Regions from separate parts of the Homo sapiens genome. Here region 1 is linked to region 2. A link is a contact called in ENCODE Hi-C or POLR2A ChIA-PET data. All regions are on one chromosome and are shown on one strand. Each heading gives the region's core, a stretch centred on a gene start or an enhancer-like site at or near the end of the contact. The rest is flanking DNA. Distances are from core to core; before and after follow the strand shown.

Region 1 (2,700 bases), core at 42-2,541, 150 kb after region 2:
AAAGAAGACTTGAGTATACACATTGAAATGGCTTACTAGGTACTGGGGAAAATTGATAATGATACAATTATCAGTTCTCATAACAAACAGCTCTGAGATATATCCTATTAATACTATTAGACTTCAATATTGAGTGATATTGTTAGATTTTAATATTTTAAAAAATCCTCAGGGCTTTAGGCAAAAAGATAAAATAAATTATAAACGGAAGGATAGTTAGGTTGGCATCCAACTTCTTAAAAGTGACATACAAAGCAAGGCAGCACTGGAGCAACTTTGTGTTGGTGGTTTTTTTTTAAAGAAACTTAGGGAAAGAAAGTACAAAGCAAGAGTTATATCCAACTAACTGCCTTCAAGATTAAGGCTATAAAACAAAGTTTGAGGTTGGGCACGGTGGCTCATGCCGGTAATCCCAGCACTTTGGGAGGCCGAGGTGGGTGGATCATGAGGTCAGAAGTTCAAGACCAGCCTGGCCAACGTGGTGAAACCCCATCTCTACTAAAAATACAAAAATTAGCCAGGCATGGTGGTGCACGCCTGTAGTCCTAGCTACTTGGGAGGCTGAGGCAGGAGAATCGCTTGAACCCAGGAGGCAGAGGTTGCAGTGAGGAGATCACACCATTGCAGTCCAGCCTGGGCAACAGAGTGAGACTCTGTCTCCAAAAAAAAAAAGAAAAAATTTGAGCACTCAAGAGCTCAGAGAATACCCTACACAGGTAGTCTCCCTGAGGATCTACTAGACAATGAATTTCATCCAAACAGATTGAGAAAACAACCTGATGGTGAGCACTTAATATACTTATTTGTAGAGCTGAGACTAAGGAACAAGGATGGGCCCATAGGTAGAAGAGTAGTACACAAATCTTTTTTTTTTTTTTTTTTTTAGATAGAGTTTTACTCTGTTGCCAGGCTGGAGTGCAGTGGCGTGATCTCACCTCACTACAACCTCCGCCTCCTCGGTTCAAGTGATTCTCCTGCCCCAGCCTCCTGAGTAGCTGGGATTACAGGCGTGCGCCACCATGCCCAGCTAATTTTTACATTTTTAGTAGAGATGGGGTTTCACCATGCTGGCTAAGCTGGTCTCGAACTCCTGACCTGGTGATCTGCCTGCCTCGGCCTCCCAAAGTGCTGGGATTACATGTGTGAGCAACCACGCCCGGACAGTAGTACACAAATCTTAAATTATATTGAATATATATTTGTAATTACATAAGTATGCAAGAGCATAAGTACATGTGCATACTTGTTCCCGATTTTAGTTTCAATTTCAATTTCACTTGAAGTCATAGCAAACATCTAGTTCCTTGAAATGTAACACACAGAAACAGAATCAGAAACCATGCAAACCATGTAAACATTTTCAAATTCAGGCATTTATTTCCAGTCTAAAAATGTGGTAGGAAACTGAGGTAGGACCTGAATTCTTAGATGCTCAACCTTTTTTTTCTGCTTTAACTGCCACCAACCATCCTCTAGTTGCTGCCACTCTGATATTTATTGGAAAGACACAGAGAAGTGAGCAGACAGGTTGTTTCATAAGTGGTTTAGTGATGGGTAGCAGACCAGGCTTTCATACTAGGTAGAGACATGGACATTATTGATATACTTCACATTCCATTGGATCCCCATTATAATATTTGGGTTTCACCATTCAATTTGATCATTATTCTTGTACATCATATTCTTGTTCTGAGTAAGTTGGCTATATGCTTTTTGGTTCATTTGGGATGACTTCAATCAGTAAACAAGTTTAAAGTCAGTTTCACATTCAAATAGTTTCCTGCATGAGGAAATTAAAAGCAAATGGTTACAAGTCAACTGAATAAGGCATTCCTTATAATATTATGAAACACGCATACCACATATGTATACAATATAAGTTCATGTACAGCATAAATATTTGTGCACCAGATTTAAATGTATATAAAATGACCTAAATATGCATAAATATATGATCTAAATATGTATGTCCTAGCTCTGTTCATGAAAGAGCCTAGAAGGCAAGGTACCTCAGTAGCAAGCAGCATACCTGATGCCCAGATCTTGGTTTCTATTAAGATTCCATAAGATCTTATTTCCCATTAAAAGGAATCAAGGCTACTTGTAAGAGAACAAATGAAGTTCTCAAAAATAGAAAGAGAGAAAGAAAAAGAAAAGTAAAGAAAGGGGGCATGTCAGGACACAGAGCCGGCTTTTGAAAGTGCTTCCAGTGACCAAATCTGGGACAACTTGTGCATTAAAATGATTAGGGAAAGGCTGGGTGTGGTGGCTCATGCCTGTAATCCCAGCACTTTGGGAGGCTGAGGTGGGCGGATCACCTGAGGTCAGGAGTTAGAGACCAGCCTGACCAGTATGATGAATCCCTGTCTCTACTAAAAATACAAAAATTAACCAGGCATGGTGGCATGTGTCTGTAATCCCAGCTACTCAGGAGGCTGAGGCAGGAGAATCGCGAGAACCACCATGCCTGGCTTATTTTTTTAAATTGAAATAGAGACGGATCTTACTGTGTTGCCCAGCCTGGTCTTGAACTCCTGGGCTCAAGCAATCCTCCTGCTTCAGCCTCCCAAAGTGCTGGGATTTCAGGTGTGAGTCATTGTGCCTGACCAAGAATGAGTATTAAAGCATTGAAAAAAATGGTGATTCATGAGTAGCCTAATAGATAGGTAGATATCTAAGCAGGAATAAGGGAGGTCTCTT
Region 2 (2,753 bases), core at 42-2,541:
CATTTACTTATGTATACCAGTTTATCATAAAAAATATTGCAGACCGGGTGCGGTGGCTCATACCTGTAATCCCAGCACTTTGGGAGGCCAAGACGGGCAGACCACTTGAGGCCAGGCGTTCAAGACCAGCCTGGCCAACATGGCAAAACCCCATCTCTACTAAAAATACAAAAATTAGCTGGGCATGGTGTTGGGCACCTGTAATCCCAGCTACTTGGGAGGCTGAGGCAGGAGAATCGCTTGAACCCAGGAGATGGAGGTTGCAGTGAGCTGAGATTGCAACGCTGCACTCCAGCCTGGGCGACAGAGGGAAACTGTGTCTCAAAAATAAATAAATTAATTAATTTAATTAAATTAAATAAAGGATATTGCAAAGGATACAGATAGAGATGCCCAGGGCAAGGTGTGGGGGAAGGGGTGCGGAGCTTCCATGCCCTCCTTAGGCACCACCCTCTAGGAACCTACATGTGTTCAGCTATGTAGAAGCTCACTGAAGCCTATCCTCTTGGGGTTTTACGGAGGCTTCATTACATGAGCATGATTGATTAAACCATCAGCCGTGGGTAATCAGCTTGACCTTTAGCCCCTCTTTCCTCCCTGGAGGTTGCGGGGAGGGGTGGAGCTGAAAGTCCCAACCCTCTAATCCTACCTTAGTCTTTCTGGTGACCAGCCCCACCCTGAACCTATCAGACAAAATACAGCATTTTGGAGGTTCCAAGAATTTTAGGAGTTATGAGCCAGGAATTGTGGACAAAACCCAATATATATATTCATTATATATATATATATTTTTTCCTATGTATGTATTATTAAGCCTCGGTAAAAACCCAAAAGGATGTGATATATATAAACTTACATCACAGTGAGACTGGCTATTCTGCCAAGGGTGGCACCTTTAAACCTGAGGGGCATCTGTAAGCCCAGCCCTGATACAGCTGCCAGAGCCTTTGAGCCTTGTTCAGGGCCTTTGCCCCTGGAGACCCCTGGTAAAAACAAAGACAAGCCATGGGAGCTTAGGAACGTGGCAAACTCCTGTCTGCTTCTTAGGCCCAACTCCAAGAGAGGCTGTCAGGATCATGGGCAGGAGCGAGAGACACTGACCTGGGTCGCCGATGTGAACAGGGGGATCATGGGCAGGAGCGAGAGACACTGACCTGGGTTGCCCATGTGAACAGGAAGATCATGGGCAGGAGCGAGAGACACTGACCTGGGTCGCCCATGTGAACAGGTTGCCCCTGCTCACCTCCGAGGGAGCAGCAGGCCCGCACCAGCCCTTCCAGCTTGTCCTTGGGAATGGGCCTCATCGTGACCACCAGAGGGCAGCAGAAGCCAGCATGGGTAACACAAGGCACTGTTGTCTGACCAAAAAAAAAAAAAAATCAAGTGAAAATGTTAAAAAATGGAATTAGCACAGATCCAAGCTCTGAGCACCAAGAGTTCAAGGCAGCTAAATGAAGGAGGAGTAGCTGTTATAGAAATTAGCTTCTATTTTTATGTGACATAGAGAGAGGGAGTTTGCTGTTAATTACTGGTTTAAAATAGGGAATCTTAACTTTTTGTGTGCCACGGACCCCTTTGGTAGACTAGTACAGCTGTGGACCCCTGGTCAAAGTAATGCCTTTAACTGCATACAAGAAAATGCACAGGATTCCAAAGGAAACCAATTATCCTGCAAGCACAGTTATCAAATAATAGAAAAATGTGGCCAGACACGATGGCTCACACCTGTAATCCCAGCACTTGGGAGGCCGAGGTGGGCGGATCACGAGGTCAGGAGTTCGAGACCAGCCTGGCCAGCATGGTGAAACCCCATCTCTATTAAAAATACAAAAGTTCGCCGGGCATGGTGGCACGCGCCTCTAGTCCCAGCTACTCGGGAGGCTGAGGCAGGAGAACGGCTTGAACCCAGGAGGCGGAGATTGCAGTGAGCCGAAATCACACCATTGCACTCCGGCCTGGGTGACAGAGCAAGACTCCATCTCAAAGAAAAAAAAAAAAGGAAAAATGTGAGACAATATGCATGCTTCCTCAGTAGCAGCCTAAGAAACAAGATGCCAGTTCTACTATCATTGTAACTTTGAAGTAGTGATCAGCATATAGGATATTTTTGAGACATCAGGAAGAACTCTAACGTGATATGAAGATATCTGTGATTTCTGTTGCCAGCCATGAAGTCACAGGGTCTGCTGATATGACAGCCATTTGCTGCCTACATTCATAATTGAAGGAAATGCTAAATGTGAGTTGAGGTTATGAAAATAAAATTGAGGCTGGGCACAGTGGTTCATGCCTGTAATACCAGCACTTTGGGAGGCCAAGAAGGTTGGATCGCTTGAGCCCAGAAGTTCAAGACCAGCCTGGGCAATACAGCGAAACCCTGTCTCTACCAAAAAAAACCAAAACCATAAATTAGCTGGGTGTGCTGGCACATGCCTATGGTCCCAGCTACTCGGGAGGCTGAGATGGGAGGATCTCTTGAACCCAGGAGGTTGAGGCTGCAGTGAGCTGTGACTGTGCCACTGCACCACTCCAGCCTGGGCAACTGAGCAAGAACTGTCAAAAATAAAAATAAAAATAAAATAAAATAAAGAAGGGAGGGAGGGAAGAAGGGAAAAGAAAAACGTACTTTTTTTCCCATCCAATATCATGGAGCCTCTGAATTTCTCTAGGGACTGCAAGGGCCATGGACCAAAGGTAAACAGCCTCTGGTGAATCACGGGCAGAGGGAGGCAAGGGAGAACATCACAGGAGGA

What was found. Hi-C counts contacts between places; a loop is a spot of excess contacts on that map. ChIA-PET counts read pairs that join two places held with the same protein, here RNA polymerase II (POLR2A). Pooled maps may share reads with other maps.
Region 1: a pooled map shows a loop between it and region 2 (2.8-fold over the local background). The contact joins two enhancer-like sites. A Hi-C loop is called at or near these places in 6 of 50 pooled maps. POLR2A ChIA-PET finds 5 or more read pairs at or near these places in 5 of 52 experiments (T-cell, activated B cell, activated T-cell and 1 more).

What each region holds. Positions count from the first base shown.
Region 1 is chr14:91,021,267-91,023,966 of GRCh38, reverse strand. All of the region lies in intron 1 of RPS6KA5 (ribosomal protein S6 kinase A5), which reads left to right. Among named protein-coding and RNA genes, the nearest start is that of RPS6KA5, 38 kb to the left of the region's middle. RefSeq lists enhancers at 1,184-1,343, 1,424-1,543, 1,554-1,603. Within about 2 kb of position 1,291, at least 8 of the 41 ENCODE cell types and tissues checked have a DNase peak (open chromatin) inside an H3K27ac peak, as active enhancers do.
Region 2 is chr14:91,171,894-91,174,646 of GRCh38, reverse strand. It overlaps DGLUCY (D-glutamate cyclase), which reads right to left. Exons shown (of 14, transcript NM_001102368.3): 6 at 1,208-1,358. Among named protein-coding and RNA genes, the nearest start is that of SNORA11B, 47 kb to the right of the region's middle. Within about 2 kb of position 1,291, at least 6 of the 41 ENCODE cell types and tissues checked have a DNase peak (open chromatin) inside an H3K27ac peak, as active enhancers do.